Linked DNA regions of Homo sapiens: all the other regions are linked to region 1. A link is a contact called in ENCODE Hi-C or POLR2A ChIA-PET data. All regions are on one chromosome and are shown on one strand. Each heading gives the region's core, a stretch centred on a gene start or an enhancer-like site at or near the end of the contact. The rest is flanking DNA. Distances are from core to core; before and after follow the strand shown. Region 1 holds the start of PEPD (peptidase D). Region 2 overlaps LSR (lipolysis stimulated lipoprotein receptor). Region 3 holds the start of ZNF507 (zinc finger protein 507). Region 4 holds the start of DPY19L3-DT (DPY19L3 divergent transcript).

Evidence for each region. A loop is a pair of places that touch in the nucleus more often than their neighbours do. ChIA-PET counts read pairs that join two places held with the same protein, here RNA polymerase II (POLR2A). Pooled maps may share reads with other maps.
Region 2: a loop to region 1 is called in a map of posterior vena cava, with 28 times the contacts of the local background. The contact joins the enhancer-like site here to the promoter of PEPD in region 1. A Hi-C loop is called at or near these places in 1 of 168 maps with a recorded cell type or tissue (posterior vena cava). POLR2A ChIA-PET finds 5 or more read pairs at or near these places in 1 of 52 experiments (H1).
Region 3: a loop to region 1 is called in a pooled map, with 23 times the contacts of the local background. The contact joins the promoter of ZNF507 here to the promoter of PEPD in region 1. A Hi-C loop is called at or near these places in 3 of 37 single-sample maps with no recorded cell type and 7 of 50 pooled maps. POLR2A ChIA-PET finds 5 or more read pairs at or near these places in 1 of 52 experiments (OCI-LY7).
Region 4: a map of naive thymus-derived CD4-positive, alpha-beta T cell shows a loop between it and region 1 (19-fold over the local background). The contact joins the promoter of DPY19L3-DT here to the promoter of PEPD in region 1. A Hi-C loop is called at or near these places in 1 of 168 maps with a recorded cell type or tissue (naive thymus-derived CD4-positive, alpha-beta T cell) and 10 of 50 pooled maps. POLR2A ChIA-PET finds 5 or more read pairs at or near these places in 3 of 52 experiments (BJ, H1 and OCI-LY7).

The regions. Positions count from the first base shown.
Region 1 is chr19:33,520,059-33,523,280 of GRCh38, forward strand. It overlaps PEPD (peptidase D), which reads right to left and starts at 1,733. Exons shown (of 15, transcript NM_000285.4): 1 at 1,686-1,733. The coding sequence starts at 1,702. LOC105372370 (a long non-coding RNA gene) reads left to right here and starts at 1,876. Exons shown (of 3, transcript XR_935918.3): 1 at 1,876-1,956. RefSeq lists enhancers at 1,034-1,997, 1,998-2,960 and a silencer at 1,743-1,942.
Region 2 is chr19:35,253,309-35,256,530 of GRCh38, forward strand. All of the region lies in intron 2 of LSR (lipolysis stimulated lipoprotein receptor), which reads left to right. Among named protein-coding and RNA genes, the nearest start is that of LSR, 5.9 kb to the left of the region's middle. Within about 2 kb of position 1,428, at least 4 of the 41 ENCODE cell types and tissues checked have a DNase peak (open chromatin) inside an H3K27ac peak, as active enhancers do.
Region 3 is chr19:32,344,059-32,347,280 of GRCh38, forward strand. ZNF507 (zinc finger protein 507) reads left to right here and starts at 1,552. Exons shown (of 7, transcript NM_001136156.2): 1 at 1,552-1,725; 2 at 3,187-3,222. RefSeq lists silencers at 1,376-1,505, 1,536-1,725.
Region 4 is chr19:32,403,853-32,407,074 of GRCh38, forward strand. DPY19L3-DT (DPY19L3 divergent transcript) reads right to left here and starts at 1,687. Exons shown (of 3, transcript NR_046201.1): 1 at 1,139-1,687. It overlaps DPY19L3 (dpy-19 like C-mannosyltransferase 3), which reads left to right and starts at 1,918. Exons shown (of 19, transcript NM_001172774.2): 1 at 1,918-2,057. RefSeq lists silencers at 1,470-1,519, 1,550-2,299.

The sequences.
Region 1 (3,222 bases), core at 483-2,982:
CGTCTCAAAAAAAAAAAAAGAAAGAGAAAAAGAAAAGCTCTCATTCCAGGATCCAGTCAGTTCCAGACTTGCTCCCGTCCAGACATCAGCTTGGTTCCTTCAGGAGAGCAGCAGGTCTCAGGCCAGCTTGGAATCCTGAACCCAAATGCAACCCCTGGCACTCCCTGTGAGCACCGAGCCAGCCTAACCAGAGAGACAGCACACCCACAGCTGGGCACCAGCCTGCTCAGTCTACCCTTTAAAAGGGTCACAGGCTGGATTCAAGGATCTGACCCTGAGTTCCTTGACACCCATCTGAGACTTTGTCTGCACTGTTCTCTACCTGAAGGGAGTCTCATTGCTGAAGGACTAGCACAAAAGTCACCCAGGAAGTGAAGCCTTCCCACACTTTATCTGAGCTCAGAGTCCATGCCCCTCCTTTGCAAATGGCAAGACCACACGGCAAGCAGATGGATGACAGAGTCCCATGTGTCCATCTGTTCCAGTGGCCTGTGAGTACCTTAAGGGAAGACCCACTGCTATTCCTGGAATATAGCAGGTGCCCACAAAATATTTGATTTGTATGCTCTAAGCTCCCTCAACCTTGGGGGCCAACTTAGAACCCACTTTCTGTTGCCATTTTCCCTGTATCTTAAAAAGAGAGATGCATTCAGTCCACTAGATCCCCCATTCTGACCTCAGTTTCCAACCTGGCATCTGGAATACTGCTCCCTCCTACACCATGCCCCCTCTACCCCACTGTACCACCAGACCCACACCTTCTCCCATTGAACTCACACATAGCTCAGGGGAGCCTAATCTTTAAAAAACAGATCAAGCAGCTTGTAACAAAACCCTTCCAGCCCATCAGGGCAAAGTCTGAAGCCGCCACCTGGAACACCACACCTTCCAACCAGCCCCAGGCATGCACCCCTGTCCCCAGAACACTCTGAACTCTCAACCTTTGTCCCTTACCCTGGGCTCAGATGCTCCCTATCTGGGAGATTCCGCCCAACGCTCTGGTGAACCCATCTGTCCACCCTTCCTCCCACTACGACCACTCAGCTTTCTTTCATTTAGCCCAGTATGGAGCACCTACTGTGTGCAAGGCACCGGGCTACTGAGAAGCAGGTAACATACCTGCCCTTGCACTCTAAATGCAGAGAAGATAAAGAACAAGTACAAACAATGCTCTATATAGTTTATCAGGTGATGATGAGGGCACAAAAAGTGGGATAGATGGTTAGAGAAGGATTCCCTGAGGGGGTGACATTTGGCCCCTGAAAGAAATGGGGAAGTGCCCTGCTGGGAAAAGGGAATTCCAAGTCCGTCTCGAATACCGCCTCCTCCGGGAAGCGCCCGGGTCCCTGGGGTCCTCGCAACGCCGCCCTCCTACCCGGGGGTCTTGGCAGCGAACATGCGTGTCGACCCCAGCCCCCACCGCAGCCGCACACGGTGGGGCCGCCAGACGCGGGCAGGTGGGGCCGGAGCCAGCCAGGAGGGTGGAGAGGAGCTGCGGCCCCCGCGCTGACCCTGACTCGGAGCGTGCAGCTCGCCGACCGGCGCTGGGACTCCGGGCCAACGGGAAGAGGCGCCTACCCGCGGCATTCAGCGACCCCGGCTGACGCTCTCACCCGCGGTCCGGCCGGGACACCCATGCCCCTCTCCACGCCAGCGGGAAAGAGCGAGGGAGGCGCAGCACTCACCCGGTGGCCGCCGCCATGTTCGCCCGGCACCGGCGTCACGTGAAGTGCGGCGTCAGCTGAGCCCCTCCGGGTGCCAATGCATGGGGCGGGGTAAGGGCGGGGCAGGGGGCGGGGCATGGAGTCCTTGACCCACCTCCTCCAGAGCCAAATTCCACGGGACGGGAAGGGGCGGTACCTGGGGAAGGGCGGAGCCCCGATGGGGCGGGGCTCCCGGAGATTGGGGGCCCAAGAGCTCGGCCAGGATAAATGAGCGGGCTGCCGGCTGCAGACAGTAGGTCGGGTTAGCGGGCAGCATCTGCAGCCTTTTCGTGGTGGGAGGGAGGTCCTGAAGCAGAGGACATCTTGATTCTGGTTCAGTCCCCGATCTGGCGTACCAGCCCACCCGGGAGAAGAACACATAGGAATAAAGAAACCACGTGGGAGGAGAGGAGGGAGACTGACCCAGGCTAGGGTCGGGGCAGAGGTGGCGATTTTTGTTTAAGAAGGGAAAGGGCTTGAGCAAAGGCCGTGGGGCAACTGGAGGACTCTAAATGTGCAGCGTCCAGGAGAATGTGCGCGAGAGAGGGGCAGCCTAAGGGAAGCAAGGGCCAGACCCTGCGGGGCCTCCACTGTGGGGCCTATGAGTTAAGTCTGGTAGGATCTTTTCTAGGTTTCCTGGGCTGCAGAATGGAGAAGCTGGAGGAAGGGAAGCCAGGGAGGAGGGCAGGCGAGAAGTGGGCACAGCCGAGAAGGGTTTAGGAGGGAGAGTCTGCCAGAAGGCTTACTCCTCTGCCCCACTGGGCACTGGTACTGGGTGCAGAGTCCTGCAGAGAAGGTGTAGGGACCCTGCAGCAGACGCTGCCCTCCCTACTGCCAACAGAGTCAGGGCATTACAAGCACGGCCCAAATGCGTTGCACATGTGAGCTCATAGAAACCTCACCACAGCCCTATGAGGTCGAGACTATCTTTAAGTCTATTATACAGATGAGGAAACTGAGGCCAGAGAGTGCTCACACAGAGGCTGAGCTCATGAAGCCATACCCTGAGGAGTGACCTCACTGCCCCTGTGAAGGAAGGGGGCCCCACACTGTTGGGGGAGGGCGTCCCTGGCGCCAAGGGTGTACAGATGTGTGTGGTGTACAGATGTGTGTGGACAGGTGGATGGGTGGCCCAGGATAGGCGTGTGGGGCTCCTGACCCCACCCTGCAGCTGTCCCACAGCTGGAAGTGGCTTCTGATCAAAGGTTGTGGGTTGGGGGATGCTTCTTGTTTCTTTATCGAAACAAGGATGTGGGTCACCATGGCCAGGCTGGTGGGAGCCAGGGGCTATGACTGGAGAAGCAGCTTCTGTTTGTCCCCATGAAGCAGGGAGGAGAATAGGCCCCTTAAATAGGAGCAAGGGAGCCAGCCATAAGCAGGGTAGTGAAGGGCACGTGGCACAGTTACCTGGAAGCCCAGTACCATCCCTGCTGTCCTCATCTGTCAGGAGAGAGCTAATGGGGCCACCTCACAGGGCTGCTAGAGGGTTTTACACTCAAACCTGCAGGCACAGCCAGAG
Region 2 (3,222 bases), core at 178-2,677, 1.7 Mb after region 1:
CTCCGTCTTAAAAAAAAAAGAAAAAAGAAAATAGCACTGGGTGATGTGCTACATGGAATGACTTGGGCTGTGAATATGATTTGAGGAGGGCCTGGGCCTGGGCCTTACAGAACCTAGAAGGCAGAGAGGAAGGGGAGGGGCAGGGTGCCAGGGATGAAGGCTCACGTACCTCATGTCTTAGTGTGTGTTCACTGTCTTAAACAAGAATTTAAAGTTGGGCATGGGGCAGAGCGGGGAAGGGAGCATCCCTTTGCAGACCCCAAGAAGCCAGGAACTGGAGCACATTCTGCTAGAGGATCGATGGGAAGCAGGGTTCCAGGGGCTGAGCCTATGTCAGTCCTGTTTCAGAGGAGGCACCAGGCTTGCTTGCCCTGAATTTCTGTGGGCAGCTCAGCCATGAGCATCCTACTGTTATTGAGGTCACAGGGCTGCTTAGGCCCCCTCCTCTCTAACCCAGGGATTGTGCCTGCCTGGACCAGGCGTGACTGCTAAGCTTCTGCCAGGACAAGCCAAATACTGAGGGTGCTTCCTCTGCTGGACGCAAAAGTCCAGGATGACCCCCCAGGCTCTGTCTCGGGGAAGGGGCCCTGCATGCTCCAGGGGCCTCACAGGCCTGGGTCTTTCAAACCACCCCCACCTGGGCCTGTGTTTGATCAAGGCCCTGAGTGTAAACATCCATTGTGTGTGTCCTTTCAGGAAATCCCATAGCCATAGGAGCTTCCTCTGTTTCAGCTTTGAGGATGGGGAAAAGTGGACTCCCCGTGGTGTTCCTAGGGTCACCCACTGTGCTGGGGTTTTTCTGTTGTTGTTGTTTTTTTTCTGTTGCCCAGGCTGGAGTGCAGTGGTGCAATCTCAGCTCACTGCAACCTCTGCCTCGCAAGTTCAAGTGATTCTCCCGCCTCAGCCTCCTGAGTAGCTGGGATTACAGGTGCACACCACCACACCTGGCTAATTTTTGTATCTTTTTGGTAGAGATGGGATTTCGCCATGTTGGCCAGGCTGGTCTCAAACTCCTGACCTCAGGTGATCTGCCTGCCTTGGCCTCCCAAAGTTCTGGGATTACAGATGTGAGCCACCATGCCCGGCCTATCCTGGTTTCAAAAGTGAAAATAGTCCTGGATAAGGTAGAAGGCTGTCCACTCCAGGCATCCCTCCGGTCCGGTGGCTCATTCCCTGCTTTGTCCTTCCATGCTTTGGGTGATGGACCAGCACCTGGACAGGAGGCCCTGTTCCACCTCCTCGGGCTCCTTGGGGTCCAAGTGCCCCCACCTCCAGCTGCACTGCAGCAGAGAGCCCATGGGACCTCTGAAATCATGAAGGTCACCTTTGCGGTGTATAAAGAAGGAACCAGAGGTTGGAGATGTGGAGGAGGCCTGGCTGCTGTTCCCACTGGAGACCTGGCATCTTCTCCCCGACCTAAAACAATGAAAGCAGTGCTCAGCCCGGATGAGATCACGGCCAGCCCAAGACCAGGAACAGGGTACGCCCTGCAGGAAGAAGGTGTGCCCAGACCTTAGGATGGATCAAAAGAAGCCGGAAAACTATATTTTTTGTGAGTTTTGAAAATGTCAGACAGGTCAAACAAAACACAGTGAGGTCCAGCCTCGGCCTACAAGATGCCAGATTTCAACCCCTGGCCTATATGATCTGTTTGCCATGGCAGGCGGTTCCTGTCCACCTCTTTTGTTTATAGCAGGGACCAGCTCTTGAGCTCCAGTGTTGAAGAGGCACGGTCAGGGTCTGATCTGAAGACACTGGTGGCTCATGCCTGTAATCCCAGCACTTCAGGAGGCCGAGGCAGGAGGATTGCTTGAGGACAGGAGCTGGGAGACCAGCCTGGGCAACACAGTGAGACCCAGAGACTACAAAAAAATAAATTTAGCGGGGCATGATGGCACACCCTGCTACTCTGGAGATGGGAAGATTGCTTGAGCCTAGGAGTTCGAAGCTGCAGTGACCCATGATCGCACCACTGCACTCCAGCCTGGGCGACCAAGCTAGGCCCTCTCAAAAAAGATACAGGTGGAAAAATGATGGACGAAGAGGGCATTGTGGCAAACCTGGGGATTTAGGAGAACCTAGTTTGGAATTCTATGAGGATTCAATGAAAGAATGTGTGTAGAGGGGCCCAGCACATAGTAAGAGCTCAATAAACGGTGGGGGCTAGGGGCGGTGGCTCATGCCTGTAATCCCAGCACTTTGGGAGGCTGAGGCAGGTGGATCACTTGAGCCCTGGAGTTCAAGATCAACCTGGACAACAAAGCAAGATCCCATCTCAAAATTAAAAAACAACACCAACAACAAAAAAACAGTGGCTTAGATGCCTGATCATTAGGGTAAGTCGTGTCCTCAACCCCTTCACATCTGCTCTGAAGGTCACCATATCCGGAAGCCTTCCCTGGCCTCCTTGTTTAAAATGGCACAGCCCCCACTCCACGCCTGGCACTCTCTGCTGTCCCTGATTCGTTTTCTCCATACAGCTTATCTTTGTCTGATATGTGACATAGTTAACATTTTATATTTGTCTTTCTTTCCTAGTTAGAATCTGAACTCTAGAAGGGCAAGGGCAAGGATTTATAACTCAAAGGTTCCGGGCTTAGGCCTCTTTTATATTCTTGATTTTGAGGTTAATTAAGAGCTCAGGCCTAGCGAGGTGGCTCATGCCTGGAATCCCAGCACTTTGGGAGGCCCAGGCGGGCAGATCACTTGAGGTCAGGAGTTCCAGACCTGCCTGGCCAACACAGTGAAAAACCTGTCTCTACTAAAAATACAAAAATTAGCCAGTTATGTTGGCAGGCGCCTATAATCCCAGCTACTCAAGAGGCTGAGGCAGGAGAATCGCTTGAACCCAGGAGGCAGAGGCTGCAGTGAGCCAAGATCGTGCCACTGCACTCCAGCCTGGGCAACAGAGCGAGACTCCATCTCAAAAAAAAAAAAAAAATTAAGAGCTCAAAGAGTTTGTTTTCATAGGCAGCAGAATGAGAAAAGTTTACAAAATAGTTTAAATGACAATAAAGTCATTATAGATTAACATAAATAAAATACCTTTTATGAAAAAAATAATCATTTTCTGAAATCAGACAAAACATTGTGAATGAGAAGGTGGCATGGTTTTATTTTTTTGCAAGTCTCCGAAGCCTGGCTGGATAGAAGAGCCTGGCTTCTCAGAGCTGCTTCAGTCTGTTGTGATATCTATTGTATGTCACGTAGCCTCTGGAAAAC
Region 3 (3,222 bases), core at 302-2,801, 1.2 Mb before region 1:
TAATGATAAGTTAGGATTGTTTGTGCCAATAGCCCAAGGCAAGGAATTTCTCATATTACTTGTTTGTTCTCCCTTTCAACACTTCGTATTTCTGGGTTTTCTTCACTGTTTTTTCTTTCCACCCTTCCATGCTAGTCTCCTGCTCAATCTCTTACCTTTTATCGAAAAAAAAATTACTCAACATTTTATTTTTTCACAGCTATTTGGTCTAATTGGCAAAGGATTCTGTGGAATAGCAGAATTCTAACTTTGCAGCCGGGCGCGGTGGCTCACGCCGGTAACCCCAGCACTTTGGGAGGCTGAGGCGGGCGGATCATGATGTCAAGAGATCGAGACCATCCTGGCCAACATGGTGAAACCCCGTCTCTACTAAAAATACAAAAAAATTAGCTGGGCATGGTGGCACGCCCTGTAGTGCCAGCTACTCGGGAGGCTGAGGCAGGAGAATCACTTGAACCTGGGAGGTGGAGGTTGCAGTGAGCCGAGATTGCGCCCCTGCACTCCAGCCTGGGGAGAGAGTGAGACTCTGACTCAAAAAAATAAAATAAAAATAAAAATAAAAATTCTAACTTTGCTGGTTTCCTAACCCCCAAATTCAGATGAATTTGAATTCTGAAATACAGTAACAGGAATTATCAGCCTGTCTGATTCTAAATTTTGTTGGATCTTCCTCCCAGGACCGTGGACAGCCCAGCCAGCTGTAAAGGCCTCTAAAAAGATCTGGAACAGATCCCCAAGAGGTATCTCACCAAATGAGTCCATTCCACTACAATGGCCAGAATCTTCAGTTTTACACCCTTGCTCATGCCCACCGCTCACCCGGAGTCCAGACCCAAGCACCATGCTGCGTAGTTCCTAATACGGCAAAACTATCCAGCATTTTTGGTGAAATTGGCTGGAATGCTTCACTTAGTCCGTTTTTCACTGTTAGCAGGAGAACCACCCTAGTATCTTTCATAGAACAGATCCGAATGACAAACACCATCGTGCCCTCGGAGGGCTGAGCTTGTGTTACTGGGTCTGGTCCTACAAACCCTGAAAATCCTGAATCTCTCAAGCAAAGAGATTCCCCAGGGCCAGCTCTGGCCCTTAACAGGCACCCCTTAACGCCAAGCTGCGAATCTGGCTAGGACCTCTATATTTTAGCCAAGAACACCTTGAAATGTACAGTCCTACCAAAGGAACTAATACAAATCCAGAAGCACAAGGCTAAAGAAAAAAAAAAAAAAAACCCCAATGCCCATTGTTGAAAGCCAATTGCGGGGTGAGTGGGGTGATAAGGCTAGCCCACAGCGGATTTAGGCGACGTGGGGAGATGCCAAAGTGAATACACGGTGACTTCTAAATCTAGACGTCTGGAAGGGGCCATGAGAGCCAGACAACTGGGCCCGAACCCCGCCCGGGAGCCAGGGTTTGCAAGGGGCTAAACCGGCTGGGGAGCCTCCCTCTCGCGGGTCCAGCCTCGGCGGCCCGGGACGCCGGTAGGCGGGGCCTGAGCCTCGCCCCGCCCCCGCTGCCCGCCATTCGGGTCACCTGACCCACCCGCGGCTCACGTGATCCGTCCCCAGCGCCGCCATTTTGGAGCTCCGGATGAGGAGGGGGAAACCGGGGGAAAAGAGGGAAAAGAGCCGGGAGAGAGGTGGGCAAGGACGAGGGCGAGGGCACGGCCGGGTCCTGGCTGGCCAAACGAGGCTCGCGGAAGCAGCAGCCGCCGCCTGACCGCAGGTACCGCGCCCCGGGGCCGCCCCTCCGCCCGCTGTTAGCGCCGCCGCCGGCCATGTGCATCCTCCCCTCAGGCCTCTGCCGGCGCTCGCTTCCTCCTCAGCCGGCCGACCCCCGCCCGGTGCTAGCCACAAGCCCCAAGTTCCGTGTCCCGGTTCTGTCTTCTGTGCAGCAAGGCCTGCGGAGACTCTGGGCTTGCCCTGCAGCTGGGGGTGGGGGGAACTTGCTGCTCCCTGCATACTGTCACCAGCCCGGCCCGCCCGCAGGCGTTGCTTCCTTCTCCAGGCGTTGCTTCTTTCTGCAAATGTGAGATCGCTTAGGCCAGCCGGGATGGACCCAGCCACGATGTTCTCACAGCATCTTTTGATTAATTTTCTAAGCTCCCTCATTCCCGACCCATCACCTCAGTCCTTTAGCCAGTGCGTGGTGTAGAAAAAGCTACTACAGAAACGCAGCCCTGGTCTTCTGCATTTATTACCATCCTCTGGAGATAGAATGATGTCTCCAGAGATCACGGAGACCATCAGGGAAAGTTCCCACCTCTTAAGACCTGGGGGCATCGGAATGAATGGTTTGTGTAGAAGGCCGGGATGATTAATAAGGTGGCGGCCACTTTCCCAACCCCAAGGCGGTATTTTTAAGTTTCTGCAGTGGGCTGTAATTTGCTATCAGTCTGCATCGCTCTTCTCAGGCAATTACTGGATTTATCACCTCTTTGAGTTTGCACTTTCTCCAGTACTCCCCTCTCACTCAGAGTATGGGTTGCATTATTGATTAAAAGAAAGCCTGGCCCTTCATTCCTTTACCTCACTAACTCGTTGAAAATTAACTTCAGGGGAGCCCTAAAGATGTTTTTTCTGCCCTGGCAGTGAGCTATTTTACTTAACCGTAATCGATAAGGTAGTTGCATTCTAGGTGAAACGAATAAGCATTTTTTTATCTTTTAGATTTATTCCAGCCAGTATAAGAAACAGTGGCAAAGAAATGTAGGACCAGAGTAGGAAACTGCGTTAGAAGATATATAGGTCACACCACTGTGTCATATCTTTTTATGCTGTTTTTCTGCCTATTGTGCTTGGTTGCAGAATCACTCGTTAGATTGTATTTTTAGTTTAGATTAAAATAGCAATGTGCAATTTATTGTTCCATTCTCATTAGAAAATGTTGTCAGTAAAACCAATAGTGTTGAGTCCAGTACCTAAATTCTGAGGTAAAACAAAATACACAATTATTGGGAGAAGTTTCCAGAGCTATTTTTTCCTAACTTCTGCAAAATCCTCAAGTCGGCTTGTTAGATAAATTATTTAAATTTGCATTACGTAATAGGGTTGCATGAACATTCCTCTGAATTTCTTTTTACATGGAATATTGAGAAATTTTTCACTGCCAAAAAAAAAATCATTACTTTGTTTCACCAAGAAAGAGAAATGTTTTGATACTATATACTTTCGTTCTTGGCCACAGCTGGATTTTGAAGATTGATCCAAGGGACTGTATTAA
Region 4 (3,222 bases), core at 437-2,936, 1.1 Mb before region 1:
TACTCTCAGCAGTAGGTCCTACTTAGGAAAAGTCTCAAAGCTTCATCTTGCTTAGGAATGTCTTTTCATAGTATTAAAAAAAGCAGCTACTGCTGAATTCTACTTTCTTTTTAACTAAGCGATGATATTTCACAATGGTCACATTTCCCCCAGAGTGAAACAACTTGAGAGAAAAAAAAAAACCTATAAAATAAGAGGGAAATCCTATTTAAGGGGAACTCAATTCACCTATGTATTCATGAAACAGACACATGCACATAAAGGCATCTTAACGTGAAAAATAAACATACAGTCCTTGCCCTCAAGCCAGGCGACAGAAAAGCTACCAACAACCAGGCTGAAACAAGACAAATGCCATCTGAAAAAACAGCTGACATTTGTTTCTATCAAAGCCATCCAGCAGATACCTCAACATCTTTCCACAGAACGTGTGCTCTTTACTAACAACCGACACACAAAGGAGGACGATCTCCAACAGAGGTGACTAGGAAAGGCTTCCTGGATGGCGTAATTTAGTGTTGGAGTCAGACCAATGAGCCGCCTTTTCACGGGTGGAGGTCCCAGATGGCCATCCCTTTAACAAAAATCAATTAACATGTAAATTATGTACTGACAAATACAACGTTTGATGGGCCCGCTGCAGTGGCTAAAGCCTGTAATCCCAACATTTTGAGAAGCTGAGGCAGGAGGCCTGCTTGAACTCAGGAGTTTTAGACCAGACTGGTCAACACAACGAGACCCCATCACTATAAAAATTAAAATGAATCTCAGCTACTCAGGAGGCTGAGGAAGCAGGGTCACTTGGGCACAGGGGACTAAGGTTGCAGTGAGCTACGATCACACCACTGCACTCCAGCCTGGACGACAAAGCAAGACCCCCATCTCTACGAAAAATTTAAAAATTAGCTGGGCATAGTAGTGCGAGCCTGTGGTCCCAGCTACTCCGGAGGCTGAGGCGGGAGGATCGCTTGCGCCCAGGAGGCCGAGGTTGCAGTGAGCCGTGATAGCACCACTGCACTCCAGCCTGGGCGACAGACTGAGAGCCTCACCTGTAAAAAATAATTTTAAAAAAGGTTCCACCTAGTGTTTTCCGTGGTGTGACTAAGAAAAGTATCTAGAAATAAAGCACAGTCAGTACCTGCTCTCAAAAAACGGCTGCCAATCTAGTTTGGAGACAGAAAAATATACCCGACTGAGAACACAGAGGAGCCTGTTTTCGGAAGAGGGGCGTCTTTGGAGACGCAAAATCCTCTCCGCGGGACGCTGACGGGCAGTCGGTAAAGGACTTCCAAGCACTGGTCAGTGACAATCGGGCGCTGGGGCTTTGCCAAGGCCCGGAGGCGGCGCGCCAAACCGGGCAATGCGGGAAGCGGGGCAGGCCCGAGTGGCCCTACTGCTGCCGTCCCTACTGATCCCTGCGCATCCGCCACAGAGCAGGGAACGGCAGAAAGGAGGAAGGAGGGGGAGTTCCGTAAATCAGGCCCTCAGGGGCTCCCAGGCCCGCACCCCTCTCAAGCCCCGGGGACCACCGCGGAGCCGCTGCTCCGGGCCGTGCGGCTCGAGGCGAACCTGCCTCAGAGCCGCCGGGCCCTCCTATCCCGAGCCGTATCTCTAGCTCCGGCCTGAGGTGGCCGGCGACTGCGTGCGCAAACACAAGATCCGCACCCCACTCCCCGCCACTGCAGCTCCGCGGCCGCGCTCAGAGTCTCCGGAACAGACCGGACTCAATGCGGACCAGGCAAGCGGAAGTGTGCCGCTTCCTTCCGGCCAGCGCAGCACGAGACGAGGCGGGGAACCGCGGGAGGAGGCGGGGCCTAGTGTTGACGAACAGCTCCCGGGGCCTATGGGCGCGGGGGCAGCCGCCCGGCCTCTCCGGCGCGCCCCCTCCCCGGGGCTGTTGACGCCCCCCAGCCCCTCATTTCCACAAAGCTCCGCGGCGGTTCTGCCCTCCTTGTACCCGCGGCGCGCTGCGGCCCGTGGCGCGGCCCCGTTCCCGCCTAGCCCCGTCGGCCTCCTTCCCCTCCCGGAGCCGCGCGTGAGGACGGCTGAGGCCGCAGGTCTGTGGCGGCGCGCCGGGACGCGCGGGCGAGGGTCTACCGAGAGGGCGGGCGGGCGCCGGCGGAACCCTCGGCTACAGCCCCGAGCCCCTGGGGCCGCCCCTCCCCGCCGCGTGGCGCAGTCGGGGGGCGCGGCCGCGGCGTCGGGGCGTCGGGAGGGGCGGAGCGCGGGAGTGTCTGCCGGGACGCGGGCCGGGCTGGGCTCCGGAAGGACCAAGTTTGCGGAGCGGCTTCTGCTCGTCGGCCGTGCGGCGAGGCAGGGCCTGGGCTGCGACCCCGGCGGCCGCTCGCGGTCTTGGGAGAGCTGGGGCGCGTGCCTGAACTTCCCGGCTGCCCCTGTCCTTGGAGACCTACCTGATGGGGACGCCAGGTGTGCAGGGGCGTGGCGCGTAGGTAAGCGGACCCGGTGCCTGCCTCGTCCAGGGGATGCTCACTAGAGCGCTAGGCTTTTTTATTTTTATTTTTTAGAGACAGGGGTCTCGCTGTCTCGCCCAGGCTGGAGTGCAGTGGCGTTATCACGGCTCACTGCAACCTCGAACTCTTGGGCTCAAGCGATTCTCCCACCTCAGCCTCTGGAGTAGCTGGGACCACAGGCATGCACCACCGAGCCTGGCTATTTTATTGTATAGATAGGGTCTCGCTCTGTTCCCCAGGCTGGTCTCAAACTCATGGTCTGAAGTCATCCTCCTGCCTCAACCTCCCAAAGCGCTGGGATTACATGAGCCGCCTCGCCCGGCTAGCGCTAGTCGTCCTTATTAATAAAGAATCGCTTCTGGTCCCTTTTCAGTTGTTTACAATGGCATTCCTTTTGATCTGATGGAGGAACTTTTTTTCTTAGTTCATGGGACTGTTGCAGTGCCTGACACATAATTGGTACTTAAATATGTGTTGGTTTTCTGCCTTAACATATTAGAATATATGAATTGTTTAAAAAAGTCCTCTCACACTTAGGGAGGACTCTAGGATGAGGTCACATGGGGGATAAGCCCATCTGTGGCTGTAGGACTTTGTTAAACACTCCTCTTCTCCCTCTCTGTTCCAGATTCTCCATTTCCAGTGCTTGAAAGCACAGTACTTAAATCTGGCTTCCTGCTTTTTTTTTTTTTTTTGGTATGAATGAATACATGAATTGTATAATGTTAGTTGGTTTGTTCTGTAGAGCAAG